Linked DNA regions of Mus musculus: regions 1, 2, 4, 5 and 6 are each linked to region 3. The links are chromatin loops, found by intact Hi-C in ENCODE. Cell type or tissue: left cerebral cortex. All regions are shown on one strand.

Region 1 (5,000 bases), 290 kb after region 3:
TATTTGTTAGTACCAGAAGTTACAATGAGTATCCTTTGGGAATCTTTTGGGTCCTAGGATATCAAGTCCTCTGTAAGTAGAGACATGCTGACTATTTCTGTTCAATCTTGGAAGTATTTACTATGGTCCTTGTTTAATTTATCTAGCTAGAATTTCAAATACTATGTAAACCCCAGAGGTAAAAGTAGACATTTAGAAAGATGTGGATTTTGCAGAGAGCTTTGAGACTTTAGTGTCATAAAAAATGTGCATATAAATGATGCAAATAATTAGCATTATGTGTATTTCACAATATTTTTTCAAAATCAAATGGAGTAAATGATAAATGATAATAAATATAACAGTACCAGATAAAGACCCAGTGAAGGCAAATGCTTTTGCAGCATATTAAGGGAGAAGTGAAAAACTGGATGTGTTTTGAATAACCAGAAAAGTGACAAGCCACTGTCATTGGGTTGGACACTGCCTTACAAATCCATTTGTAGTGAGAAAGCCAAGGCTCTGATTACATTTCCTCCCCCACCCCTTTCTGTCCCCAAACTAAGATCCAGTCTGGATTTATTAACCCAATACTCACATCTAACCTAAACCATTATCTAGACCAAGAAAGCAACATGAGTATTCAACATCACCAGTGTGCTCACAGTTGTCCTACATTCTTCTAGATCCTCTGAAGGAGCTCCAAAGAGATAAGCCACATGAAGGGACTCAACCTATTGCTGAAGTAACATTACCTTTCTTTGAGATATTTGTGTGGTGTTCTTGGATTCTGTCCTCTCTAATCAAGTTTCGGCATGTCAATCTGAACATGTGTATTACATAGGACATATACAATTTCCTTTGTGGAGGAAGATCAGAGAATGCTTGTTATATACTGATACCTGAATCAAGAGGGCATTCATATATGTTTCCTTACCTATAAAAGCAGGAAAGTGAATATTCCTTTACTGGCATATTTTCCTGATTGGAAAATAACATATTGTATTGGGGTCCATAGAACAAGCTTGTGATCACTGTTATTTGAGAAATGAAAGCAAAAGGACCATAATTTCCAGACTTGCCTGCCTTCAGCCCATGTTCAAGACCAGCATGGGACCCTTTCTTAGAAAGAAATGGTTGGGGATATATCTGAGTGGTGAAGCACTGACTAACACAAACAAAACTCTACGTTCAATTCCAGTACCACCTAATGTGCTTGAATTATAGTAAAAAACGTGTGTGTGTGTGTGTGTGTGTGTGTGTGTGTGTGTGTGTGTGTGTGTGTAGGATTAGCATGTAGAGTTAACAGGACTTATGACTTTCAGCAATGAGATTGGGCTTTGGTGTGTGGTTTACTGCAAATGCATGATGGATGACTGATTTTTACTAGCCCTTTTCCTGTATTTGAAGAAATAGAATTAGATGTAATGGTAAAAGTTAGATACTTAGATGTGACTTGTTTCACCTAGTGACGTAGCATTTGGCACAGTAAGAGGCAAGCATAAATCTGTTTTAGTGTCCATACAAGGGTACTTTTACTGTTTGCTCTGAGCATACCAGATTCCAATCTAAGGTAAGATCAAGGTGTTTCCCCTTGTTTAATACTAGACATGATGGTAGTCACATTGTGACTTGCTAAGGCTTAGAATTTTTTTTGTTTCATATACATTCATGTTTTAACATTTATACCCATGAAAGTATATTTATCCAAAGGGTGTCTAGTCACTGCTGTCCTAGATGACTTGTTTTTGTGTCTCTGTCTATCTGAAGCAGCTCTGTCCTTCTGTCTAACCAGTATTGCCCCACAATTTATCAGAAAGCTTCTCCAAGCCTCTCATACCTTGATTTGGTTTAGCCTGGGTTGAAGTTTAGAGCAGAATGAGTACATTATTTTTATCAACGCCTTCCATCAAAATACATGAACCACAATTACCTACTTCTTTATTATGGTCTATAAATACCGCAGAAATTTCATTTTTCACTATAGATTTGAGTTTACATGTTGAAAAGGGTCCATCCCTCAGAAGGCTCCTGCCTGAGGCAGTGGCCATGCCCTGGTTCAGGTCTGAGAGCCCACTTGGGGTCTTTGGCCTTGGAGACAACCATAACGGAGTTTTCCCAGACACTGTGGCTCAGCCAAGGACTGGTTCCGGAGCCCAAGAAGGTACAGGTCCATCCACACTTCAGAGGAGTATCTACATGCCAGTGTCATGGCTGCACTGTCCCCTAGACACCCCAGCTCCTAGGCTACTGCACAACCTGAGCCAGAAATTAGTGGTCACTGTGGCAGCTGCAGTCCCTGGCATTCCTGTATGGAGCATGCTAAGATGAAAGCCACATGCCCCTCTGATACCCAGGTTCGTGTGGAATCTTGTAACTGCAGGAGCCTCTGGATGAAATGGAAACCTAACACAGAAGCTCTGGAATGCATCTATAGGGTTTCCGGGGCAGAATCTGAGGGCACAGGAATCGCATGCCTGGGAACTGGGCTGGATCTCAGTTGTGAGGCTATCCTGGAGCCCCTAGTCCACATTCAGAACTTTGCGGGGGGGGGGGATAAAGGCTCACAGGACAGTTTTCAGGGCTCTAAGAATCAACAACAGCCTTAGACCTCCCAGGGAAAGACACACACACACACACACACACACACACACACACACAGTTCTAGCAAGCTGGAACTTGGCTAGGGACTGGGATCTTTTCGGAGAACATGGAGGATACAAACATTTCCTGTCTTCCTCATTTCAAACCTACCCTGAGGTCCTTCCAAGAAGACTCTAGTCTAAGAGGAAGGTCAATGACTCAGTAAGTATCCCATTCTCCTAGTCCGCTACAGTAAGATGGGAGAAACAGGACCAAAATTATGCCTGTGCTGCCCTCTGCTGCTCTTTCTGAGATCTGTCACCGTGTAATTCTCTGTTGTCTGTCCTCAGTGAGTCCTGCTTTGTGACAGAGGGCTGACCTTTGGAGACAGAGCTGCATCCCCTTCCCCCTCCCCGCCCACTTAGTACCTTGTCGACTTTAAATATTTGGACTACTTTAAAGCTTTCTGGACTACGTGCAGAGAATATATTCTGAAGAACTCTGTATGTGTTCTAGGTTTCTAGGCAGGCCCTGTGGGATGGGGTCAGGGCTGAGTGAGACCTGATGTTCGAGGAGTTCAAAAAAAGAGCAAAGCTATTCCAGTAGAATGGAAAAGTCAGCATAGAGAAGGGATAAGAATATGTTTTGAAGGATGGATTGGAAGAGGCTGGCACAGAGAGGCTATTTCAGCTGGTGAGTGACATGCAAAAGCTCCACAAAGTGAGCCACTGCCAGGGTGGCAGGGGCAGAAGGAGCAGGCTATGGATATGGAGGGAGTTGAGTTCTATGGTGTAGTAGCAGGGAACCACGGAAGGCTTTAGATCAGAGGTAACATGGAATGTAGAAGAACGAGGACCAGCTTTCCATGTGACATCTACTTATCATCCTGACGGGATGGGAGATGTCACAGATGTGAATATCACTAGCTCTAACCTTAACCCCTTCCCCAGACCCCTATCTAGTCACTTGGAGACACTGCTGGAGTTGTTAGTGTCTGTTCCAAGACCTTGACACTAAAAATTTTTCATGGTTAATATTTCAAACTCGGTTTATTGAGACAAAAGTTCAAAGCTCTATTATGCCCTTTAAAATGAGGCTTAAACCTTTCTTATGTTCTACCACCACCTCCTCACTCAATGCACCTCTCCCATAGACATCTTTCCTGACTTCTGCAGGTACTCCAAGTCTAACACAAAACTCATGATTCAAAGCTGGGAGTCACATATGCACATGCAGTATTTGCATCATTTGGTATAAGTGTTACAGAAAAAGAGGAAGAATAGAAGGAAGAGAAGAAGAAAAGAAGAAGAAGAAGGAGGAGGAGAAGAAGAAGAAGAAGAAGAAGAAGAAGAAGAAGAAGAAGAAGAAGAAGAAGAAGAAGAGGAGGAGGAGGAGGAGGAGGAGGAAGGAGGAAAAAGAGGAAGAAGGGGAGGAGGGGGAGGAGAGGGGGAGTAGCAACAACAATTTGAGGGAGAGTACAGGCAGAGAGGCAGGGGCATCTGAACTTAGGACATGAACAGCAGACTGAATTGGCCATGGGAAGAGAAGGTAAAGGGGAGAGGGACAGAAAGTATCCAGGAACAGTGGCCAAGAAGCAAAAAGGCAAAAGATAAAAGGGGGAAACAAGTGTTTAACCAAAATGGTTAGGTTATGAAGGGAAGAGCAGCTGGGGAAAGGGTAACCAAGACTCTGGGCTGGAGAAGGGGAGGGAGGGAGCAGGGCATGCCAGCCAGGTGGAGCCAGAGTCCACTTAGATGTGCTCATAGATGCCTCAGTTAGTTCTCTGTCCTGAGTTTGAGAACTAACACTTTTCTGTTTCGTCCTTTACCTTCGATTTTCATGATTTCATTTTTCTTTGCAGCTGAATGGAATTCCATCGTATCTACGTACACAGTGTTCTTATCCGTTCATCAGTCTGTCTGTGGACTTCTAGGTTAACTGCTTTTCCTAGTTTTAGTAAATAGAGGTAGAAGGAACATGAATATGCAAGCATATTCTCTGTGCTAGGATATAGAGTCTTTGGGGAATATGTCTAGGGTGCTATAGCTGGGTCACATGGTAGTTTTACTTCTAGGGGAGGGTTTTTTTTTCGTTTGTGTTTAAAACATCTAGACTGATTTCCAAGATGGCTCCACGGGTTTACATTCCCACCAACAGTGTGTGAGAGTCGATAAGGAGTCCTCTCAAGTCAGGGCAAACTAAAAAGTCGGTTAACTGCAGGGACAGAGCACATGCCAATTTTAAGAGGGAGGAAGGGAGGAAGCTGCCTTCCTACCAGAAGTGGAATGGATCCAAGGTGGGCCTCCAGTGGCCTAATCTGCATCTTGCACTGGACAATAAGAAAACCAGGCCAGGCGGTGGTAGCACATGCCTTTAATCCCAGCACTCGGGAGGCAGAGGCAGGCGGATTTCTGAGTTTGAGGCCAGCCTGGTCTACA
Region 2 (5,000 bases), 59 kb before region 3:
AACAAGCTCCAACTATTTCTGTAAGTGCTTCATTTCAGAGAGGAAATAGAAGGTAAGCATTTGAGAGTATCAAACGTGTCAACAACTGAAATGGAGTCTACCATACATTACAAAAGAAAACTCAATTCATATGTGGTTTTGTAACTTATAAAAGCACAAATGAGCAAAAGGTACATTTGGAAGAATTCACAGCTATGTCATGAACTCTTAGAGAAGGGCCAGAAGAAACCAGACATCAGACTCTGGAGTTAGAAACCACATGACCTCAGGGCGGAGCATACAATGTGCATGGAGTGTCACACTGAGACCACTGGAACTGCGCAGACCCAACACTGCAATCAACACTATTAATCATAGATCATACCCAGGGGAGAAGAAAGGGGTGCGGCTCATACCCACCCATCCCCATCCCACAAGCCCCAGGTCAGGGAGAGCAAGCGCTAGGAGTCTCCTCCCCTTATACTCACCAGGAGTTCATCCATACTCGTCTGGCATTTTTCCAAGTTGATCCGCTTTATGGCTACGCGTTCTTGCCTGGGTTTGCATAGGGCTGCCTGAACCACCGCAGTTGCTCCGCTGCCTGAAACAAAATAAAGAGGAAATCGGCTCTCATACACCGCACTGATATACTGCTGCCTATGCATCTCTTTCTTAAGTGCCTGTAATTTAAGTCTTTCACTGGAGGTGTTCAAAATGTTACCAGTGGCATCTTCAAAGAGTCCCTGAAGTCCTACAATAAGTATCCAGAGGAGAAATGGGGGGATTTGGGTGTTTCCAGGTGTTTCTCTTAGGACATGGGGACCAGCAGGATGAGTACAACTCTGCTTGAAATGGTGATAGCCCTTGGGTCCAGACTCACTTCAACTACACTTATATCCCAGACTCTTCCTCTACTTCAATGCAACCCAAGCCAGCCAGTCCTGCCTGGGCTACTTCAGGACTTCCATCGGGTCCTGAGTCTTAGCATCCTGAACACTCCTGGTGGGGGTGGGGGTGGGGGTGGGGGTCAGCTCTTGCTCTACAACTAGGAAAAACAAAACAAAACAAAACAAAAAGAAAAAAAAACAAACAGAAATCCGCCCTAGGATGCTCTTGTTTAAAACACAGCTCTTAAGGATGCCAAGCGAAATAATGCCAATCTGCTAACAAAAGCTCTTGGCATTCCTGGGAATTTCATATTTTTTAAGGTCTCTTGATCATCATTAGCTAATGCACTTAAAATTCCTAAAAGGCGGAGCCATGCTGTTATCCAAATTTTATAAGAACGGAACGTAGAGGGGTAATGATTTGTAGCACACCACTGAGAGCTTCTAATCAGATTTATATCCCACCAAGCCAAAAGATCCCTCAAGCAAGGCATCTTAACTCTGCAGATAATACCAAAAATGGCACTCCAATCACATAAATTATTTCCCAACCCCACATATCCAATAAAAGAAACACAGCCTAAACGTAGGACTACACAAAAGGGTACATATGTGACTCTCTAACCTTCATCTGGGAGAGCTGATTTAGGAACAATGTGCCCTCCACAGCCCCGTCAGCTGGGACCTAGGAACCTGAAAGATCAGCCTAGTACCCTCCATGTTCTCTGCCTTCAAGGCTCCCACACATAGGAGCCCAACCTGTGTCAACCCCATGTGCTGAGCACCCACAGCACAGTAGCACTTTAGCCATAAAACGAAAAGCGTGTGCATCTTTATTATCAGCCTCATTTTATATGTGAGAAAACGGGGAACCTGGCAAAGCTGCCCCAGGTCACATAGCTAATATGTAAGTATGGGCTGGGATCTGAGTCAGTGTGCCAGACGCCCACGTCTGTGTTCTTTGTCTACTTCCCACAAGCCGGAGCACAGCCTGCCCTTCCTTGCTTGTGTCGGCCTTGCCAGGAAAATATTTCTTCAATACTAAATAGCTCAACCAAAGAGAACCACCCTGCAGGAAAGGTGCAAGTGAGCCTCCCTTTCAGGAGCAGGGATAGAACCGTTGTGTGACAGGGCTTTTCCCAGAATAAGAGACTGTCAGTGAAGGGAGCCTTGGAGAAAGCGCAAAGTAGCTGGTTAGCAGTGAGCCTGAAACCCAGCAGAGACATCCACAGTTTAACTAGCTGCTGGCATGGGCCCGATCACTCTGACGTCAATTTCCATTTTCCTCTCTCCCACCCTTAATACAGTCTCCAGTATTTTCAAATCAGAGCAATTGAAGAAGGAAAAGCAGGCCAGCTCCCATCAAGGCCTGAACAGGTGAATATAACATCAGGTTCCCTCCCAACAGCCCTTGGCTTACAACTTCAGGCTGAGATTCCCACTAATACATTCACGAATGCGGTCACAAATAAGGATTCTCCAATGAGGAAGAAGTGGGAAGTCTCCTGCTTTATAGTGAGCATCTTACTGGTTAGAAAGACAGCCAGCTAAAGAATAATGACTTTTATCTCAGACAGGAAATATGAAGCTCTATGGCAGAAGCCCACTGCCATAAGGAATAGTCCTCCCTCCATAATAGAAGAACGTAGGCCTAAGACCCCAGAGCAAGGCATGCCGGTTAGTGTGTGTGTATGAGAGAGAGAGAGAGAGAGAGAGAGAGAGAGAGAGAGAGAGAGAGAGAGAGAGAGAGAGAGAGAGAGAATGTGTTTGTTTGTTTGTTTGTTTGGTTGGTTGGTTGGTTGGTTGGTTGGCTTGTTCCAGATTGCCAGCCAGGATACACTAGTGGGTCGTGGATTCAGTTTTTCGGTGGGTGGAGGCCTTCCTTCTGAAGCTTCTCTTCAGAATATAACTTGCCAGAGAGAGCTGAGAACAGCTTTGTGCGGCTTTGGTTTGAAGCATGTTCTACTGTGAGTCGTGATCTAAACTTGGAAGCTGCTGTAAGAGACTGAAGAGTCCCAGGGCTAAAGGAAGCCTATGCTTTGACGGGGAGGCAGAAGTGACCTGACAATTTTTCCAAGGGCCATTTAGAATGAATGAGAAGACAGTTTTGCTTTAAGGAGCTTTATGTACTTTGCTGAACAGATTAAAGGGAAGCCTGAAAAGGTAGGCTTGGAGATCCAGTAAATAAGCAAGCGTTAGAATGTGTAGTGGAAGCAAGTGAAGGGTTAAACAGAGCCTTTCCTTAATGCTGAACTATGACTCACTAACATTTGACGGTGTGTTTCTAAGAACTAGCATCCTGGGGATTAGAGAGCCTTGAACATTTTTCATTTTATTCCAGACACCCATCCATCATGAGTTAAAATGTTCTCTAGGATGGTGGCCCATGTGCCAGACTAAGAAAGTTATGTATTCCCATCTTGTCAGGATGTTTTAAGTCAATGTAGATTTTTTTTCTGGTAACTTTCTGGTAATTCCAGGCAAAGAACCACTTCTAAGTTTTAGATAGAAATTATGGTGATTGCAGCCAGAGGCAGGGTTTCCTTGAATTCATTACCAAGGTACAGGTCTGTCTTTGTGGGCATGTGTTCTCATTTCCTCATTCCTACTGTTGCTTGAACTGAAGCAATCACCAGAAAACTCCATAGCTGCATTCACACGTCAAGTTACCCAAAGGAATACATCCTGGATATGTAATTCTAGTGTCATAACTTTGGATTTCGACAAGTATTTAAGAAACTAACACAGAATCCAGTGCTTCTTCTGTTAAAAGAAGAAAGGAAATCAGAGACTGGGATGCAAATTTCACCTTCAACACTAGCAACCGTTTTAGTGTGGGTCTCCTGTGACTCCTCAGTCAGCCATCAGCACCTTGTTCCTTCGTACTTACCTCAGAGGTATCCATTACATGAACCAACATTCACAGAGCCTAATACCGTAACAACCCCCTAAAACACCACTCCCTGGCAACCTCATTTCAAGGAATAGGCTTAACAGCCACAGGAAAACACTGATATTAATTCTTCACTTACATGAATTCATCGGCAAAACTGAACAGTAACTAAAGTTCTGTTGAGTGGCAAGCAATTCACTAGGTGATAGAAGTCCAAAGGTGGCTGCTCCTGATACAAGCTGGATAAATCTTTCATTTTGATCATTTCCTATGCAGAATAAAAGACGAGATCGGTAGCTACAGAAGCCTGAACTTTTACTACAGATTAAAACACATATGGTAAGGTCCCAAAGCACGATAAATTTAGAGAAAGGGCCTCTTAGGAGCATAGAAATCAGAGGTGCATCAGGGATGACAATTAGCATCACTGGAATTGCCGAGGAAGAATTCACTCTCCTCTCTCCTTACTCAGAGAAAAGGTCTGCAAACGAGGGAGACAGAATCCCAGAAATCCCGGTGGACAGTACCTGGAACTGTGCTGTCTAGCCTCCTGAACTATGGAAGTAAATTTTAGTTTGTGCTTGTTACAGCAGCCCCAGAACACTGACACAAAGCCATTCAATGTCTATTCTAAGCCACTCTGCCACTGACACCTATGGTGAACGCCATGCTAATTACAAGTTCTGACCTAGTTAAGTCTATAACCAGAGGCAAGAATCACCTGAAGTGCCTTTGGTAAATCACTACAGTTTCCATATCATAGCTTAGCAAGATCTTTTAAAATGAGGTTAGACGAATGTCTTAGTCACTGTTCTATTACTGTGAAGGGAGGAACACATGACCAAGGCAATGCTTAAAAAGAAAGCATTTAATTGGGGGATTGCTTATGATTAAGAAACTGAGAACCATGACAGCGAGCATTAGCTGAGAGCTTTACATCCTGATCTGCAAGCAGCAAGCAGAGGTGAATTGGGGGTGGGGGTGGGGGGTTAGGGGGCAGGCAGACAGACAGAGATAGACAGAGAGACAGAGACAGATAGCGGCATTCAGGCTGGCCTATGCTTTTGAAACCTTAATGCTCTCCACAGTGACACACCTCCTCCAACACGCCATACCTACTCCAACAAGGCCACACCTCCTAATCCTTCCCAAACAGTTCCACTAACTGGAGACCAAACATGCAAACATATGAGCCTCTGAGACCATTCTCATTCAGACCACCCCAAATAAGAGTCTACTCA
Region 3 (5,000 bases):
TCCAAAGGCGAGGTCAGATGGGCAAAGTTGGAGATCACGAAGAGATCTGAAATTCTCCAAAGAACAGTTATTTGTCCAGAACCCAGAAACATCGGGCATGCCCTGAGCACGGGAACTCAATAATCCCGTGTGTCGCCCCTGTCTGGGCTCTACAGCTCCGTCCGGCAGACTGGACACTATTTCTAGGTCATGCCTAAACTTCTGAACCAGATTACGCCTAATAGCATTACAGTTTCTCTGTTGCTTTTACAACAGAACGGCAAGGCTCCACACAGACAAACTTTATTTTTAGACTTGGAAAATCCTGTCTTTGTTTTTTCTAAAACAGAAGAACTCAAATAACTGGACCTGGTCTGTTTGGGTTTTAGAAAGCTTAGCCGGTCCTAATCCCGAGGCCCTGTCCTGGACCCAGAAGGAAGTAGAAGAAAAGGTGTCTGTGCTTTGTGCCACGCTGGAAGGTGAAGCGCCCTGCCTCCCGGGGCTCCAGGCTCTGGCCCATCTGAGCCTCCTGCTGGTTGTGGTTCAAACTGCTGGAATGGCATCATAGGACACCTGCTGTATGGCAGGGAGAGGCACTGCTGTTGACTGGCATTGACTTTCAAACTGGTTTGGTATCTGTACTGCTAACTTCTTGAATATAGTGTTTAAGGCAAAGTGCTTAACCACGAATTTGCCCTGAATGGCTCAACCAGCACGGAAGGCTAAAGGGAGATAGCAAGCCCTTGTAGAACCCGGTTCCAGTCATTTGTCAATAATAGGGGTTTCCAAATACCCGTCTGTTAGGATGGGAAAATGTGAGATATATATAAAATCATAGAAAAGCTGAACAATGTGTAGAACCAGAAATGAAATTAGCAGGCCTTTCTGTTCTTGAATCCCCCAGGTAAATCTTTCCTCTTCACTAAAAATCAACCAACTATAATTAACACTGATGCCACAAGCAGAGAAGGCCTTGTAATTAATCCTACTTAAACTAAAAAGATTTTATTCCTTAACTCACAAAAGAAGCCAGCTCAAAATACTGTTCCCAGAGTCAAGGCTTACATTTTAACCCTAATGATTAACAATATGAGAATATAAATTAGTTGTATGTAAATTGCTCTGGATCCTAGGGAAAACTGTGTGGTGGGAGAGACCAACCAACTCAATTCAGAGTTGCTTACGGAAGGCAGCAGCAGGAATAACTCAGCACCTTACAAGCTCTTACTGGGACTTCAGTGCAGAATCAGCCAGTCTCTGCCATGCAGAGTATCTGTCTCCCTCCGTCTCCGAGCACTCCCTCAGCACATCCTACAGGATCATTCTCCCTTATCTCCTAACTCATCAGCACATGATTTAATCATGCCTGCCTGCATTGCCAACACATGCACAGAACCTAGAAGGCCCCAAGACTTGGTGAGCAATCAATAACAATGAGGATAGGGACTGCAGAGTAGACAAAGAAGGGGTCAGAAGGAGCCACTTAACATGTCCTGGGAGAAGTGTGAGCTTCTCCAAAGACATTCACTTTGTCCTTGGACGCTGAGCAAGACTGACTAGGTAAAGGTCCCTAGGAATGGTCCTGGTTCAGTCTTCAATATCAATACACATGTATGTATGTATGTATGTATGTATGTATGTATGTATATGCATGTCCATTGTGTGTGTGAGCATGGTAGGGAAGAGCCTGCAATGACAGCAATCAGCAATCACTGTGAGAATGCAAGAACTCAAGGAGCAGCAAAGAAGTTCAGAGTGAAGAGCCTTACATCCCAAGCTAAAATAGTTTTCACTGAGGACTCTGGGCTTTGAAAGCTCTTGGTGTTATTAAATCCTGACAGAAACGTCAAGATCCATCCCTGAAGAGTCTTTAGCTAAAAGTTATGAAAGATACTAGGAGAATTTTGTCTATAAATGTCTATAAAGACTATAAGCAGCCTTTGCATACCAAAGTACATAATTACTACACATATACACATTTCTGCCTATCAAACACACAAATAGATACATACATATATACATATATATGTATGTATATATTTATGTATATTTATGCATTGCTGGAAGTCTCATTCACACACGACATAAAAGGGGTTCCTTTGAGTGTCTAGTGAAATTATATTAATTATGTTAATTATAATTGTTCAAGGGAAAAATAGAGAAATCTTTTTTAAATGAAAGAAAAAGATAACTTGAATTTCCCCCCGTCCCCATCTTTAAATATCAAGATTATGAGCCAGCAACATCCCCAGTCCAGAGTTCATAAGGTTATATGATGGGGCCCACTTTGCCTGGCAGCATCGGTGAGGCACAAAACTTCTAAGTGAATGAACCTTTAGGTAAGGTTCTAAGCTAGAGGACACCACAAATATCCTGGCCCTACACGTGTTTGGCTCAAAGAAAAGTAACGCGGGCTTCTTGCCTTTCGACTTTGCCAGGTATTTAAAAATGTAAGATAAGATGGTATTAGTGAGCTGCCTAGGAGACACCGAAAGGCTGGGCGCGGATCGTGGACAGCCTCGAGTTTCACCCCAGCAGATCCTCCCGGAGCAGGGCAGAAGGCCAGCGCGGCCGCTCACCGGCCCCGGGGCTGGCAGCAGGCGGCGCGCCCGCAAGGAGGGAGGCAGGTACCGGGCGCACCGCGCGCAGAGCCGGGTTGCAGGGCGAGCATGCGGCGGCTGTCAGAAGAAGGCCAGCATCCTCCCTGGTCTGGGCAGGCGCCTGGGCCTCTGCCACTACTACGTGGCTGGGCTACCCACCGAGAGGTCATGGCAGGAGGCAGAGGCGCGGCTGCGCCCGCAGGGTCTCCCAGGACGCGTTTCACCCAGCACGGCGCGGGGGCGCGGAAGCCCAGGGCGGCGCCCCCGCATCCCCACCCCGCCCAGGCAGCCCATCCGCGTGGTCAGCGGCCACGAGCTGCGGCCCCAGGGCTCGAGGGGGGAGGAGGATGCGGCGTTACTGGGTTCCAGCTCCGCCGCCCCGGCGATCCGGGAGATAAAAGTTTGCAGCCTGCAGCTCGTCTGCAGTGCGAGTCACATCCGCCGCGCCACCTCCTGCAGCAGCCGCGCTCAGGGAAGGAAGGGACAAATTAAAAATTAAAAAAGACAATAAAATAACTGTTGAAGCCGGTAGGCCCCGAAGCCGGCCGCTCTGCCTCTGGGCGTGCAGGCAGGCAGGAGAACCGCATCCCGCACCCACTCCCGCCCAGTCTCGGCGCCCGGCCTGGACCGGCCCCGCAGCACCCTCCGCACTGACCGATAACCTCCTGGAGCTCGTACGCGTCCCTGCAGATGGGCCAGCCGACCGCCTGAGCTGCCGGGGCCGGGGCTGGAGCAGCAGCTGGAGCCGGGGCCGGGGCTGCGGACGCCGCCGGAGCCGGGGCCGGGGCCGGGGCTGGTGCTGATGTCGCGGCCGCCGGGGCCGTCGCCGCCGCCGCTGTCACCGGGGCCGCCTGCTGGGAAAGCTGGACGTGCACAGGCGAGCCGCTCGGCTCCGCCATGATGCTGCGGGAGGAGAGTGAGGGGACGCGCCGGCCGGCGGACGACCTTCCACTTGAAACTTCCCTAGCCTCGTCGCCCACACCTCTCGGCCGGCGCACGCCCTCCCCGTCCGCCGCAGCCGCCGCCGCCGCCGGAGCCTGCCACGAGGGGAGGGAGCCAGCCGGAGGCCGAGCGGGGCGGAGGGAGGAGGCTGCGCCGCGGAGGCGGGGACGGGAGGAGGCGGCGGCCGCCGCGCCCGCCGCGCGCCCCGATCCTCGCGCGCACGGTGCTCTCAGCGCCGAGGGGAACCGCCGCCCCCTCCCGCCCTGCTCGCCGCCAGGGAAGTTTCCACGCGCTGGGAGCCGGGCGGCTTCGGGGGGTGATTTCGGGGCTTGCCCCGCTCCCTTCCTGCCCTGCCGCGCCTCCGCCCTAGACAATCGCACTCTCCCGAAGAAGCCCCCCTGGGACTCCGAGGGCGGGGTCGTTGAACGGCTGCCAGATTCTCAGCCTGCTAACTCTCCCCGAGCGAGCGAAAGAACCTGGAGTTCTTTTACAAGTTAGCGAGGGAGACACCTACCTACACGGCGTCGGTTTTGTAGGACGCCGGTTAAAAAATAACCCAACTTGTAACTTTCCGGCGCTTTACCTGGCAGGAGCCCTTTCGCACCTTGCCTAATGAAATCGCCAGTGCTGCTCTGAAATGAAACCCGACTCCCTAAATCCCCGGCTTTCTCTTTTGTTCAAAGACACTTGGACCCTAGGAAGGTGATGTCAGGGGCAGTGAAGTTACAAGAAGTAGAGAGGAGAAAGGAGTGTAACAAAATCAGAGCGCAGGCCTAGCATGCTATGGTTCTATCCCCAGCACTTTTTATGTGCTTAAAACCATGCTCGGAGGTAAAGTGCCAGCTTAATACACTTAAGGTCCTTGGTTCGATACCAAGTACAAATGAATACATAAACAGTCACATTAACCCTTTAAGACCCTAAGGTCAGACAGCAAGTTTCTTGACAGAACACTATGAACCTACTGGGGCATAAATTAACTGCAATGGAAAGTTTTGAATAAATGCTGCTTTTTCAACACTCCCCAAATTACCTCATCTTTAAAATAGCTGTGGCAAAACCAGAGATTTTTCTAATTGCAGGTGTCACATTTGAATGTTCAACTCTCATCCCTCACAGAGGTGACCACTATTAAAAGATTCTTGTCTCAGGCTGGAATGGTACTCTGACTCAATAGGCGTATTCGTTATGTGGCTGACATTAGGCTGGCTGGTTCTCACGAGACAGCCAGGCTTGAGAAAGAACAAAGCACAGGAGAGCCATGAAACTCTTAAAGGGATAAAAATAAAAATCTCCTTAAACTCTTTAAAAAATAATTCAAAAGAAACTTAGACATTTGCTAGGAGAAAAACCAGTTGTCTGGCAAAAGCAATGACGTTAACTGTTTACTTAACCTCTTAGGGCACTATGGGACAGATGGATAAACTAGCAACTAGCATGACTTGCTCAAAGAGCTAATATTTATGCTGCTAAGAACTT
Region 4 (5,000 bases), 270 kb after region 3:
TGTATACATTTTAAAACTCCTTGGAGACTGCATTTACAACAAATAATCACTTGAGTCATGAGGTATTTATATTTATTCTGATGCATATCTTTATAGGCATATGGAAATTAAATCTTAGAAAACTACCATTGACTCATGTCATTACAGGTAAACTTTGGAAGGTATTGGCTCTGATTTTTAACGGGTGTTGTTAGGGCTCAGGTTCATAGTAGTCTCAATATATTTCCCTAGCATCCCATGTTTGACATCATATTGAGTATCTAATGCATATGCCTACAGTTAAGGAAATCTGAGAACACATTTTTCCCTGGGAAAGCTTTTTATGAAATCTGTACATTTGCTAAACCAAAGAGAATAGAAAAAATGTCTTTAATGGCTGTCTCATTTATCACATACTGATTTCAATTTTTTTCAGTGTGATTACTACTGCATAATCTTATAATAAAATAATCTCTCTCTCTCTCTCTCTCTCTCTCTCTCTCTCTCTCTCATTTTGAGACATGGTTTTGCTTTGTAGTCCTGGCTGTCCTGGAATTCACTCTGTAGACCAGGCTGGCCTTAAAGTTAGAGATTCACCTGCCTCTGCCTCCTGAGTGCTGGGATTAGAGGCGTGTGTCATGACTACCACTAAAAGTAATTTTGTTAATCAAGTATTTCAATTGTCAAAATGGAGGAATCTTTGGGGTTTTTTTCCCTTGTTTTTACTTGAAATGATGATGACTCAATGATGAGCTATATAAAGTCTTCAAATCACAACCAATGTGAAAATATGAATTCTGTTTCTCCTATGCAGTCTCATGAGTATATATTCCTACATCCTCTGGGATTCCAAGAGGAATCTTGCCAATGAAATACATAATTAAAATATCTATTTTTTTCAGAACTCCAATTCATTTTTTATTAATAGTTCTTTATATTGTTCTACAATTTAATTGTGACAAATAACACTTGTTGCATATTTATTAATGGGAATTTAGTGTATTTAATAATTTCTTTGATTAAAGTCTTAGAATGAAAACTGACAAGAAATCTTTTTACTTGGCAGTTCTGGTGACTAATGGTTTTATGTTGCTTCTCACTAGCATTGTCATTAATAAGTTACTCTTACTTACTATGGGCTTCTTTAAAAGAGACTAAATTCTATAATATCTTCAGAGCCATCATTTGCCAATTTATTTTAATTACCCAAATTTAGTGGATTAAACAATAATCATTATGTTTCACAATCTCCAGTTTGAGAAAAATCTTGAAAAGGTCAGATCCTCTCTTCTCCACTGACATTTGATTAAAAACAGTTAGAATGGGAGGGTAGAATCCCATGTAGTATATTTCCAACATGTCTGCTTTCTCTGCATGTTGCTGTTGGATGCTGAGGAATTTGATTTGCAGTAGGGTGGTAGAACACCCATGTGGGAACACCTATACTTTCCTTGTAGATTGAGGAAAGTATTTATTCTGCTTACACTTCCTATCCAGTCTCATGACTCTATGCTGCTTATCACCAAAGGAAGTCAGGACAGGAACTCAAACAGGACAGGAAATTGGAGGCAGGAGCTGATGCAGAGGCCATGGAGGAGTGCTGCTTATTGAATTGCTCCTCATTGGCTTGCTTGGCCTGCTTTCTTATAGAACTCAGGACCACTAGCCCAGAGATGGCTCCACCCACCATGGTCTGAGCCTTCCCTGACTGATCACTAATTGAGAAAATGCTCTACAGCTGGATCTCATAAAGGCATTTCCTCAACTGAGGCTCCTTCCTCTCTGATGACTCTAGCTTGTGTCAAGTTGACACACAAAACCAAACAGTACAAATATTAAAGAATGATAGGTCTTTAAACTACTGTTATGAAATGTCTTCTGTTCAAAATTTATATAATTCTCACCCTTGAAAATTATGCCCATTTCCACTCAACCCTGTCAAATAATCAGTTATTATGGGTGAAGCAAACTATAATTTACAAATTCAAAGACATTTCCTTGTTCACTGTGAGGGCTGTGTGGAGGACAGAGAGGGCAGATCACACGTGTGGTGACTTGGTTAGGATGGAAGGAGCTCACTCCCTAAGGACACGCTTCAGTTCATTTCGATCCCAGCTCAGTTAACAATTGTTCCTGGAGGTGATCCTTCTCCATCCCCCCTCTGCAGTGTCTTGTAGCTTACGTGTAACGGCCATTCCCTTTCACATGGCTTTTGCATCATTTTTCTCCATTGGTCTTTATGACCTTCAGGTCAGTCTTTCTGAAGCACATATGGCTTTATATTATAGGTCCAGAGAATAACATATTTTGAAAATGATTTTAATTTAAATTATTCTTTCTTCATGTGTTTCACTCATTCTGTCATTTTTTTCCAAAAATACCTAATTCCATGGCAATAACATGAGAGTGATTTTAAGCTGTAGTATTCACATATTTAAATATTCAGAATCACTGGCCTGAAACTATAGAAAGCAAGCACATACATGTATTGTTAGCACAATTTAAATACATATATTTTAAATCTTTTTCAGGTAAGAGAAGAAAATCAGCAAACTTCTTATGACAAAGTAGGACACCATAATGCCTCACGCATAAAGCCACAGAAAGCCACACTTTCAACCCTACAGTCCAAACACCCAGAAGTAACTCATCAAGCCTCGTGTAAAGCAGAACCAAAACGCTATGAGGAGCCACATCCTGAAAGGATACAGATGACAAGCCCATTAACTTATGACCAACTCAAGTAAGTAATATATGTATATATACATATGTGTGTGTCTGAGAAATAATTATCATTGAAAGACATTCATGATGTTTTATGACGTGAAATCAAGCTAAAGAATATAATTATGGAAACTAATGTTTATAAATGAGCTTTTAAAAAATTGCTCAAAGTAGTTTCTCTTATTGCCCAAGTTCGGGTTGCATGGCACTTTCCACCCAATTCCTTTATACTGTATCTCTTTTGTAGCATGAGTTTTTAAATAGCTATTGTTTATGATACCTGAGTTCAGGGGTCTAGTAGTACTAGAGCTACACCAGGGCCACATTCCAATGCTTTGTTAATTAACTCTCAACTGTGTTACTTGGTGTCCCCACTAGAGGGCTTGTACAGATAGAGGGTTTTCCTATGGTTTTCTGCTCTGTGTGAAGTCATGAGGAGAAGGTTACCATGAAGGTAAAGACAACCATAATTTAAAAGTGGTTAAAACAGTTTCATGCTCATTGGGAAGGCGGTGTGGAGACAGAATGGCTGGGCCACACCTATGGTGCGTTGTTGAGTGGGAGATGAGCCGTCTGAGAAGCTGCTTCAGTTTGTTTTAGCTTGGATTAGAAAAAAAAAGAGTTATCCCAGACATCATCTACACAGTTCCTTGGCAATTACAAGTATTTCTAATCACACCATCAAAAATCTTAGAGTAGGGCCATTCCAACAGAAACCTGCAAAGCCACACATCAGCGACAGTCACTTCTTGCTTTGTTTGGTTTCCTTTGTAGTTTGGAATCCAGACATATAGTTCTTTCCAGTTCCACTTTAAATCACAACCATACAAAGTTACAATGTTTAGACCTTGTTAGGTGAAAAGTCATTTACTCCCCCACCCCGACCCCATTTTTAAGGCGTCCTACAAGGGAAAATGAGGCACTTATGCTTGCCTTTGGCATCTTCACAGGTCTAAGGACAGGCAAGATGAGTCTGTGAGGAGGAACTTTGTTAAAATGGAGGCTTATAGTTCTGTGCTAAACACGTATACAACGACAAGCCCTGCTCCAGGGTTTGGATCTGGACAGTGCTGCAACAGTTTGGAACACAGCAGAAGTTTCACGCCGCCAATCTCCAGGCCATGGCGTTTTGTGGAGAGTGTGGATAGCTACCTATGCAGGGTCAGTGGCGCTACCCCTTTTGATTATGCTTTCATTTGTCTGTCATAACTCTTGCTTTTAATTTGGTGATGTAATTTACATATCTTAAATTAATATCACAATTGTGTGTCAATATAGAAAATCAATTTTACACATTTATAAATCCTCAGAGCTTTCACTTTCAGCAAATAACTTTTTCTTAATTTGAATCAATACATGTGACTGCCGAAGCATGCCGAACTGTCTTTAAAGGCTGTAGGGAAACTAAGTTTAATATTTTTTCTGTGGTCACAGGAAGACTTAAAAAGGGATTGATTGGCTAAGATCCTAATTAACTTTGCTTTAGCTCAAGTTCAGGGTATTCCCCCAACACCCCAAGCTTGACATCTAAACGATTACTCTTGTGTGAACGTTTCAAGTTTAAAGGAATCTGAGAGAAATGCTTTTTATGAAGGGTCTATACCTACAAAGTCAAGGAAAGCTAAGAATATTCCCTTAATTTCTGTCTTAATTACCACATGTTGATTTCAGGTTTGGTTCAATGTAATCACTACTGTACACTCTTTAATATCATGAAGGTGATTTTCTTAAGCCAGATAGGATGTTTCAAAGTGCAGTTCGTTAACTTTGTGTACCTTGCCCTCAATCGGGGGATTTGGAGCTAAGATTACAGTTCTATAATTCCTTTCGATCGCTACTTCCTTAAAAACCCAAATTGTATTTTTCCTATCCCCAGTCTCATGTGTGATCCATGCTATCTCCACTTCCTTTGCAGTTGAAATAGGAATGATTTTTTAATCTAAAAATATGGAAAGCTTTTTTTAAGATTACAACTTATTTCTTTTTGAAAAATATTCATGCTGCTGCAAACATGGACATAGTCATTTTAGGGGAATTTAACATTTCCTAGAATTTTTGTTCTAGTTTGTTTTGGCTTTTTGAGACAGGTTTTCTCTGTGTAGCCCTGACTATCTGGAGACCAAGCTGGCCTCAAAATCAGAGAGATCCACCTACCTCTGCCTCCCAAGTGCTGGGATTAAAAACATGCACCACAACTACTGGGCTGTTACAATTTTTATTTTTAATTTTTTATTAAAGTTTCAGTAACTGTCTGTGTATCAAAACCTATTGCAATGGTCACACAGATGTCCCTTGCA
Region 5 (5,000 bases), 100 kb before region 3:
CTTCTTCTTCCCCCCTCACCCTCCTCCAGTCCTGCCCCCTCCCCCTAGTGCTACACCGGCTTCTCCCCCACCCCCACTCCCCACCCCCCACCCCCCCCCGCAGCCTCAGGCTTCCTCCCACTAACAGGATGGTGCACAGAGGCCAGACTTAATGTAGGTTCTTCTCATCCACAAACACAGCTTTGCGGAAACTCAAAGGCCGGCACTCGCTCCCACTCCAAAAGTGGCATACCTTTTGGAAGGATCTTTCTGAAGACACAGTGACAGTAACTTTCTGAAGGACTTGCCGTATTTTTTCATCATTTCTTTATCCTCTACACCAGTTTCTAAAGTGGGCGGGTCATTTTGCAAAGTCAGCATTAGCACCTGCAGCCAAAACAAAGGAGGAGCCGCCCTCTGTTGAATGACGGTGGAAGTTTCAGCGTTTCCACACAAAGCACTGCAGACGTGCTTCCCCCATGACTTTAATGGTCCTAAGGTCGCGTGCTGAAAGGGACACACTTTTCCTAGCATATCTGCCCACGCCCTCCTTATCCTTTGGGTTATTCTCAATGACAGAACTTATAAAATTTGTTCTGTGCGTTAAGAATGGTCTCTCAAAGCCACAGGAAAAAATCTTTCCTGGGAAGTCGCTGGCTCTCCCGGGACCTCAGGGAACACGTAGCTGCAGCACAGGCTGATTGGGAAAGAGTGGTGGTCAGGAGACAAAGGGACATTCAAGTGTGAAGGCCATTCATAAGCAAAGAACCTGATATACTCCCCCCCCACCCCCCATCCCCCACCCCCCCGCCCCCGCAACATATCAGCAGCAGCCCTAAAAATAAAGCCAGGGCTTCCCAGGAGGTAAAGGGAACACAACATGAGAAAACTGCTATAGGGGACTGGTTAAAAAAAATGAATAAGATACTGATGGTCGGGATCATAATCATAAGTTACAAAAAAAACTAAACAAAGTACAGTTTCAAGTCAAAAAGGAAATAATTCAACTTTCACACTAAGCGGAGCATTTATTTAAAAGCGAGTAGACTGTATAGCATGCTATTGACCTACAAAATGAATGAACCTCCTTAATGCATAAATCAGGCCTAATTTATGCAAATGCTCTATGTGTCAAGACTCCTTTGGAAGACTTTGAGGCGTGTGAATAGATGGATGTTAAAAGTGACTGTTGTCTGTGAAGACAACAGCCAGAAGGAGAATGTGGCTTCCTGTGAGCTCCTGAAAGAAGTTCCCGGTGAGCGACAAGCTGGGATTAACAAGTGCCTCTCCAGACTCATGTGGGAAAAACAGGGGAGACCGGGAGACAAAGAAACAGAGAACATAAATGATGGATAAAGGATGAGGTTCTCGAGTTCCTCTGGTATATGTTCCATTAAAAAAAAAAAATCTCTTCTATGTTTTACATGTCAACGTCAAATTTTCTGCTTAAAAAAGATCATCAAGAGGTGCACATACATGCATTGAGTATATCATTGACATTTTAACTATATTAAAATCTTAGACAGAAATAGGCATAAAACAGGGTGTGGGGCGTACACTCAGCAATACTATCTGCTCTGCCTGAGGAAGTCCTGGGAAAACCATTAAAAAAAATAGGGTTTATTTTTTGTTTTGTTTTGTTTTGTTTTGAAGTAGGAAAGTAACACCACTAAAACATTAACAGAGATCATTTGTTCTTTGCTCTTTCTATTGGCACTATGAAGTTTCCTACAATAAGAAAGTACATGGAGGTGCGGGTGGGGGTGGGGGGCGGGGGAGTTTGGAAAACAAACAGGGTTCAATCCCAAACCTCACATTCCCTAAGCACTGGCTCTATCCCTAGGCTCCACCCCCACTGCACATTTTATAAACACCGCTAGAGTTAGTGGATCTATTTATGAACAGATTTCTGTCCTTTTAAAATTTCTAAAGACGAAAAGTTGAAAAATAAAACCAGCATAGACCAGAGTTTTGATGAAACATCTTCATCATTTGCCCTGAACAACGGCAGCCTCAAGACAAAGTCTACTTGGGGGAAATTAGAAACGCTGCCGCTATCTCAGAGGTAGAGCAGATAGGAGAATAACAAAAACCTGAAAATAGTACCCAAAGTATATGGTGCCTCAAAACACCGTGACTCACTCCATCAGATGAGCCACAACACCACGCTCTGGGCGCGGGCTCAAAATGGAATAGACGATCTTTATTTTCGAAAGAAAAAAGGAAGCAGCCTGGGACCCATCTGCAAATGGAACAGCCCTCACTCTAATACACTCTTAGACCGTGCTGGGAGACCTAAGATCATCCTGCTCTTTCAGGAGTCGGTAAGGCAGAGGCAGGCAGCTAGCTGCTCGACACTGCACTGAGGCAGAGCGCCTGGCATGCACCAGTTCTGTCAACTCAGCACTAGAGAACGTGAGTCAGCCTTCAACTTGGCCGAATTCCCCCGAAAACCCTCACAAGTCTAAGCAAAAAATAAGCATGTTCAGGAGATCTGAAGAAGCTATGCCCCCCCATCCCCACCCTCCACCAACCCATCACAGTCCCAACCCTACGAGTCTCCCCAGCGTCATTACTTTCATTGGAGGGTATTTGTGGTAAGGCGCTGCTCCGGTTGCTAATTCAATGGCAGTTATTCCAAAACTCCACATATCAGCCTTGAAGTCATAGCCTCTCACCTAAAAAGGAAAAAGAAGATGAAGAAAACAAATCACTCACAATCATGTAGCAGGCCTGTTACACATCAGTACATCTACTACTGTGTCAGATAGCCAAAGCTGTTTATAAAATGTCAGTGTGGCTTGCTAAGGGCTAGCTAGCAATCAGGAATTTAAATCTACACTGTATGTATGACATGTTCTACGATAATAATTGATTGAAATGAAATATTAACACCTGCATGCAGTGCATCAGATCTGTGTTATGTTAGATTAATTAGACACATTCAATATAGCTATATTAGCCAGGCGTTGTGGCACACGCCTTTAATCCCAGCACTTGGGAGGCAGAGGCAGGCGGATTTCTGAGTTCGAGGCCAGCCTGGTCTACAAAGTGAGTTCCAGGACAGCCAGGGCTACACAGAGAAACCCTGTCTCGAAAAAAAAAAAAAAAAAAAAAAGCTATATTAGTGATATGTATTCCTGTACTATAACAACCAAGGTAATATTTTTTTTACCTGTTCCATGACTTCAGGGGCCATCCAACATGGGGTACCAACAAATGTTTTTCTGACTTTATTCCGTGTAACATCACCCCCTGTGGCTAAGAATGCGCTTACTCCAAAATCTGAAAACAACAACAACAACAAAAAATCCACCTTATTTTATGTTCCACGTGGCTCATCAATTCTGATATCAATTCCCATCTCTCCCTGCTGAGCCCTAGGTAGTGATGGATGGGCTGTAAACACACTCGTGGAGCGTCTCAGAAATATGCCAGGCTTGCCCTGCTGTCTGCCACCTGCCATTCTCTACCCTGCAGAGCATGCTATCAGAGGCCATGGGCCAGGCAAGCTCACCAAACCATAGGATGTTTTCTACTAAACAGGTACAAAAAGTCGCCGTTTCCTTTAATTGCACTGAAAACATAAACACATTTCAAAATCCCAGAATAGAAAATGTCTTGGGTTTTATCTAAACTCTTTTGAAGTAAGAGCAGTATGTAATAGAGTTATCTTTATATTTTATTGTGGTTTTTTAGCCCATTTAATTCTAAGTTACCAATGTCCAAATGTTAATTTTACAAAGAAAAAAAAAAGAATTCATCCCATACCATCATGTCCTAGACTAAATAGTATATATTAATACCTTGGCCAAAATCATACAAGCACGCCAACATATCAGGTGCCCAACGCTCACAACAAGCTTAAGTTTGTCCTTAAGCAAGTGGCTGCTCAAAGGAAGGGCTGAGTCAGCAAAGACTGGTTCCCTCCCCGCTCCCCCTTTGTTCCCTTAGTGTTTCCTGGATAATTTTCATTAAGTGTGGATGGAATGATATGTAGAATTAAATGTATCTCTTACTCTACTTCATTGATTAGGTACATGTGTGTGTGAGGACGTGTGTCTGTGTGTGTGCCTGCTTGTGTTGTGCACTTAAGTTTATCCAGTGTAGGAGTGTATGCACATGCTGTACTTGTGGAGGTCAGAGGTCACTTGTCAGAGTTGCTTCTCATCTTCCACAGTATCAAGGCTGCTTCTGCAGTGCTAGAGACTACAGCTCCCTGGCAAGCCGCAGACTTGCAAGCTTTCCTCACTGGGATCTTCCTATGGGGCTCTCAACCGTGACTTCCAGCGATCAGACTCATATCCTTCAGGCTTAGGAGACAATCACTTTTACCCAGGGAGCTGTCACACTGGCCAAAAACATCAAACTCTTCCCAAAACCCATTGCGTATTAGAAATTTGGTGTGTGAGATTACTTTGGTATACTAGATATGCATATAGACCAATCTGCAAAAGTAACTTCTATAGCTGACAGCAGTGAACAGCTGCTGCTTATTAATGCATGCATCCTCATTTACATTTTTGCATATTGAGTAAAAGCAAGTTATAAATTAAGGTGCCAACTACTCAGGACTAGAATACTTACTTCTTGCGTAACAGTCACATCAAGAATCCCCAGAGAGTGAAGTGGTAGATAGAAAGGTCAGAGTGTAGCAATACATGCCTTTAACCCCAACACTTGGAGGCACAGGCCAGCCAGGGCTACATAGTAAGACTCTGTCTGCCAAAAAAGGGTGCAAGCCAACACACATCGCAGGATACTCTGCAGTATGATCATGGCAACGCTGCTCTGACCGGATTCTCTTCTGCTGGTTCCCTTTGTTGACTGTCAGGACTTACAAAGAACTACCTCAAGTACAAACCCACACCAAGGGCATATGGGGGTTTGCTTTAGACCTCCGGCACTGTTGCACAGCAGCATAATTTAGTAAGACTGTAACTAGCCCCATAAGTACAAATATGTTGGCTTTAGTTACAGTTAAACATATTCATCTCCCAGCAGGACATCAGTTACAAGCA
Region 6 (5,000 bases), 93 kb after region 3:
CCTCAGGGAGGGGCTGCTGTGGAGGGTGGAGGAATGATTCAGACAGTGTTTAAAAACAGCCCTCACTTGCACAAATAGAAAGCCAGTGCCAGCTCTGACATAACAGCTCCTCTTCCCTACAATTTTCTTCTTGTTCTCTCCCCCATCCTTTATCTACCAGACTCCTTAGTATTTATTTTAACACGACATTATCTCTACAAAATGCCCAGAAGTTATTGTGCTGCTTCAGGGTAGGAACGGCCCCCATTTTCATGTTCCCTTCAGTCCTAGTTAATGGCGGGTGTCTGACCATTAGCATCTGATGTCAGACACTCCAGTTGGCCATTCTCTCCTTTCTCAACACAAGAGGCCCACCATATGGAAATTAATAACAGATCATCAGTGATTCCATACGATCTTGCTCTGAACCTTTCTGTCATGTGGCATTGCTTCGGTGACAAAAACCTTTCCAACAAAATAATACATATGAAGGATTTGAAGTGCCTTGGCTTACTGACAAAAGTTCCTATCTATTTTTAAAGTTAACAACAAAGTGAACTTTAAATGCATGTCTATTTTAAAGCACACAAAATTTTGTTTAATGACATGTAGACAGAAGAATACCTTGTGTATATACTTAATTCAAATACATTAAATCAAACTTTTCTTACTCTAAGTCCTGGCTACCTTAAGTCACTCTAGACTGGAATCTCAGATATTTGTTAACTGCTCAGAGTGTTCCTTGATGGTCTTTCCTCAGTGTAAAGAGCAGTGAGTTGATGGTAGACTCCAGCAACTCCAGTAACTGAAGTCCACATGGGCACTGCCTACTGTAGCTGCCCACAGAGGGATCTGCACAGAGCAAAGTCAGGCAGCCTCACATTGAGGTGAGGACCTGTCTCATCCCCAGCCTCCCATACAGATGCTCACACGTGAGATACCGTGGGCCACACGGAGAATGTTCTGGGAGCTTCAGTTTCAGATGCTCTGTGTTCTGTGTTTCCCCAGACCTAAACTAAGGAAGAGTTTCTCAAGGAGACACCTGCTCCCACTGCCATCTTTGTGTTCATCCTCTTTGGAGATGAAGCTCAACAGAGACAACTAACCTGGACCCATGGGGCTCTCAGAGTCTGAATCACCAACCAAAGAACAAACAAGGGCTAGACCTAGGCCTCACCTCTCATATGTAGCAGACGTGTATCTCGTTTTCACGTGAGTCCTGGACAACTGGAACGGGGGCTATCTCAAAAGCTGTTGCTGGTCTGTGGAATATGGTCTTCTAGCTGGGCTGCCTTGTCTGGCCTCAGTGAGAGAGGAAGCGCCTAACCCCACAGAGGGATGAAGCGAGAAGGTGGGCTGGGTGGGATACCAGGGAGTACTCCACCCACTCAGAGGAGAAGGGGAGGAGGATGGGAGGATTGTAGAAGGGGGTGACAGGAAGGGGAGTGAGATGTAAAGTGAATAGGTAAAAAAAATTCATTAAAAAAAGAAGAAGCTGAGTGTGGGAATATGGAAGAGCAGATGTGGTGCTGGAGAAAATGGAAACACTTGATTCCTGACCTTTAAATCTAGGTTCCTGGAAATGGACTCTGCCATAATTTAGTGCTGTCTGTAAGGCATCCTCCCTAAGGCTTACCCTGGATGCTTTATTGCCATAATAATTATAGTCATTTTTATTTATTGCTCCTTGTATGCCTAATTGCTATAAAGCACAATAAAATTATGCACACCATCCAACATATCATATTAACTAAGATTTTATTCCATTTTTTAACCAGATTACATTCATTCCCAGTTGCATGTTGTTATTTGTGTAGCTCAGTTCTGTAAAACTTTAACAGAGAAAAGCCATTCTCAGAAGCTAAATCAAAGTAGGGAACCTTAGGAGCAACTACAGGAAATTGAGTTTCGTTTATCTATGTAAAACCATTTGAGTTTCAAGAATCCTCTTTCCGATTTTCTTTTTTTTTTTTTTTTTTTTTTTTTTTTTAATGCTTCTCCATGGGCCTGGCAGGAGACGCTCTTCTTTGGTAGGATTCTGAGCTTATGTGGTCTGATTTCAATTTTTTTTTCTCAAAAGTATTTGACTAACCTGACTTAGTTCACTATATCTAGTGCAACTAGCTGTGGATAGTTCGTGGGAGACATCAATGAGAAAAAGCAGGAAGAATTTGTAAGGTGGTAGGGTTGGGTGACATTGATGAAACTCTTGGAGCCTGTCAGTAGAGCAGCAGAAGGAATGGTGCACAGACCTTATCCCATAGAGTCACAAAGACTGACAGCAGAGACCTGTGTAAATAAAATTCATCATTATTAAGATTACCTCCTGGGTCATTAAGTCTTTTGGATTTGTTTGCTTTTTACTTTGTTTGAGGATTTTTGATCTTGTGTCATCACAAAATATATACAATACACATAAATATCTATGCAAAAATTTTGGAGACTTTCAGGAAAATAGGTCAAAGAACTTTCATTTATTTATGTTGTCCCAAACGCTGACCAAAGGGTACTTCCACATATGCGACCCTGTTTGGACAACCTTTGAAATTTGGCATGTAATATTTTAAGAATCCAGCAGAGGGCAGGCCTCTCAAACGTAAATGCTTTGTGCCAGGGTGATCCAAGTGGGTTACCAAGAGCTGATTGTTGCTTAGGTAGAAGCTGTTGGCTTTCAGAGATCAGTGTTACTCTTAAGAAGTTAAAAGTAAGGAAATACTGTTAAGCCCTAGATGAATTCATGGTTGTGCAGCCACAGGTTTTGTTTTTTTTTCTCTCTCTTCTCTCAGTTTCAGTTTTTGCTTTTACTTCAAACCCTCTATCAACTTTCCCACTTCTTTGCCCCATTATGACAACCTACCCTCAGACTTGCCAACTTTAGATGCCCCAGTACAGGGGAACGCCAGGGCCAAAAAGGGGAAGTGGGTGGGTAGGGGATGGGGGTGGGTGGGTATGGGAGACCTTTGGGATAGCATTGAAAATGTAAACGAGGAAAATAACTAATAAAAAAATAAAAAAAAAAAAGAAAATAAAGCATTGCAAACAAATGATCAAACAAAAAAAAAACCACCCACAAAATCAAAGTCTTAAGGAATTGTTTCTCTCTGAGGACATGAGTGTGATGTCAGTCCAAAGACAACTTCAGTTGCCAAGACGTAAGTTAGGACAAGTGGGGACCGAGTGCTTTAAAGAAAGGATATTGAACGTGGACAGATCTGCCTTTGGATTTTTTTTTCTTTGTTTCAAGACACTGCTAGCTCCATAAGCCGTTGGTAGTTCTGTGGCTCTGGGGGAGTTACTAAATAGTGTTCTCTTCGATTAGGAAAGCCGGATAACCTGCTTTAGAGCTCCCCAGGACAAAGAGAACAGCTGTATGAGTAGCGTCTAACATCGGGCACAGAAAACACCTTCAATGTGATTATCATAATAAATACCTTATTCCAGTGATATTACACTCATTCATTATCACAGGCATATGAGCCTATATTGCTTTATTATTACCCTTTTCATAATGGCCCACCCTCTCTCACATGACAGGCAGTCTCTGGGGGCATCACTGTAAGATCTGAACTGTAGGAAGAGGGCACGTTTTTTTTCATGGGGAGCTGATACATTAAGAGCAAGTATGGAAGGAAAAGGGCCAACATGGAGACTGGTCTGCTCTCTTATGGAAATTAGTTGATGGAGCTGGAGCTATTGAAACCGGAACATATCCCGTCTGTGGGAAATGTAAGAGCTGTGTTTATATATGTGAAGAAATCGGATCCAGAGGGTCTAGACACGAGGCTAATGCTGCAGAGCAATTGGGCTTTGTTTTCGGCTGTTAGCTGCCAAGGAGAGTCTCTGCCCCCACCTCAGCTTATGTCTATTTCTCAGCAAGGGGGTTCTTGAAGCTAATGTAGTGACAGGCTGAGGTTGTTTCTTAAGGGAGCTTATGAGTCCAGAAAAGACACAAAAAGGTCCCGAGTCAGTGACACAATTTCCTAATTTGTCCTTCCCTCTTAGCAGAATGCTTGAAGGAACCAGGCTTTCTTCAAGAGGTAGCTGTTGGCCTTTCTGCTTGGATGAGAAGGTGCCCTGGGTCTCTGAAGCCCAGGAACCACACAGTTTTGAGGTAGGACAGTGTCCCAAAGGAAAAGCATCCTGAGACAGGAGAGTCCCGGAACCACATAGCTCTAAGAGGAAGCCTCCTCAGCAGAGGCTGTGCAGCTCTCAGGGGAGCGGATCCCCAGCTGGGCTCTGGAGCTTCGGAGCCTCAGCTCCGCGCCTTCTCTTTGCTTCTTTTCTTCTCTTCATTGCTTCTTGTCGTCTTCCGAGACTCACACCAGGCATGAAATCTCATAAAAGAGATTTATTGGAGGTACCAGGGTTCCTCTGCTCATAGAAGGTTCCTATGCTCCAAGGAAGCACGGTGCTTATACAGCGGCTTTGGCAGGGTGTGTGACACTTTCTTGGGTGGAGATTTCTAGGGTGAGGATCGGTGGGATTTCAAGTTCTGAGCTTAGGGGATTGGTGGACTTTCCTGTTCAAGGATTGGTGGGTTTTTGTGAGACGTTCAGGGATTGGTGGGTTTTCCTATTCAGGGATTGGTGGCTTTTATTCAAACCTTTCTCCTAAAATTAGCATGCCTTTTGGGAGGGTCCTGTTGAGGGGTTGGAGATGACCTTTGTGACAGTTACAGAGGCTGTACCGTCCTTATGACAGTTAGATCTGGGGGAGGGGCCTGGCTTCTGGAGCTCCTGGGGTGAGGTGGCAGGGATGGCCATTTTACTGCCTTGAAGGTGTACAAAGTTTACAAAGTTTACAAAGGGAGTCCACAGAAGGGAAAGCCTTTCCTGCCGCTTGAGTGGCTTGAATATCCCATAGTAGAAGTTTGTGATACACAGCACCCTGCAGGTCTAAGCCTCTTCTGCCTGGCCTGAGCATAATAACATAAGCCCTGTGTTACTAAAGCTGGCAACCTCCACCTTCAGTGGCTGCAGCAGACACACACAACTGTTTAGCCCCAGTGGACTGCATCCAGC

Evidence for each region. Peaks named below come from ENCODE experiments on the same cell type or tissue, not always from the same donor. Only the 100,000 strongest peaks of a DNase experiment are listed, where the experiment ranks them.
Region 1: a loop joins it to region 3, with 2.6 times the contacts of the local background. A loop is called at or near these places in 2 of 42 quality-filtered maps.
Region 2: it touches region 3 in a loop (2.3-fold over the local background); 7 of 42 quality-filtered maps call a loop at or near these places.
Region 4: a loop joins it to region 3, with 2.7 times the contacts of the local background. A loop is called at or near these places in 2 of 42 quality-filtered maps.
Region 5: it touches region 3 in a loop (5-fold over the local background); 18 of 42 quality-filtered maps call a loop at or near these places.
Region 6: a loop joins it to region 3, with 4 times the contacts of the local background. A loop is called at or near these places in 3 of 42 quality-filtered maps.

Annotation. Positions count from the first base shown.
Region 1 is chr2:68,754,150-68,759,149 of GRCm38, forward strand. No RefSeq gene overlaps it. Among named protein-coding and RNA genes, the nearest start is that of Gm36174, 66 kb to the right of the region's middle. In left cerebral cortex, a CTCF peak has its summit at 2,872 (motif pointing left); a DNase peak (open chromatin) is centred at 2,864.
Region 2 is chr2:68,409,562-68,414,561 of GRCm38, forward strand. Stk39 (serine/threonine kinase 39) reads right to left here. Exons shown (of 18, transcript NM_016866.2): 2 at 468-580. Among named protein-coding and RNA genes, the nearest start is that of Stk39, 60 kb to the right of the region's middle. In left cerebral cortex, no CTCF peak of the experiment used is centred here; DNase peaks (open chromatin) are centred at 1,919 and 2,812; H3K27ac peaks cover 2,563 bases.
Region 3 is chr2:68,468,400-68,473,399 of GRCm38, forward strand. It overlaps Stk39 (serine/threonine kinase 39), which reads right to left and starts at 3,582. Exons shown (of 18, transcript NM_016866.2): 1 at 3,235-3,582. The coding sequence starts at 3,478. Gm13596 (a long non-coding RNA gene) reads left to right here and starts at 4,565. Exons shown (of 4, transcript XR_866392.3): 1 at 4,565-5,000. In left cerebral cortex, CTCF peaks have their summits at 509, 2,557 and 3,113; DNase peaks (open chromatin) are centred at 560, 1,246, 2,652, 3,060 and 1 more place; H3K4me3 peaks cover 2,364 bases; H3K27ac peaks cover 1,598 bases.
Region 4 is chr2:68,741,724-68,746,723 of GRCm38, forward strand. It overlaps 4932414N04Rik (RIKEN cDNA 4932414N04 gene), which reads left to right. Exons shown (of 29, transcript NM_183113.3): 27 at 2,511-2,722; 28 at 3,654-3,864. Among named protein-coding and RNA genes, the nearest start is that of Gm36174, 78 kb to the right of the region's middle. In left cerebral cortex, a CTCF peak has its summit at 3,072; DNase peaks (open chromatin) are centred at 3,120 and 4,806.
Region 5 is chr2:68,365,842-68,370,841 of GRCm38, forward strand. Stk39 (serine/threonine kinase 39) reads right to left here. Exons shown (of 18, transcript NM_016866.2): 6 at 3,155-3,264; 7 at 2,556-2,657; 8 at 233-366. Among named protein-coding and RNA genes, the nearest start is that of Stk39, 100 kb to the right of the region's middle. In left cerebral cortex, no CTCF peak of the experiment used is centred here; a DNase peak (open chromatin) is centred at 2,308; H3K4me3 peaks cover 448 bases; H3K27ac peaks cover 1,016 bases.
Region 6 is chr2:68,560,965-68,565,964 of GRCm38, forward strand. No RefSeq gene overlaps it. Among named protein-coding and RNA genes, the nearest start is that of Gm36002, 19 kb to the right of the region's middle. In left cerebral cortex, a CTCF peak has its summit at 2,552 (motif pointing right); DNase peaks (open chromatin) are centred at 47 and 2,558.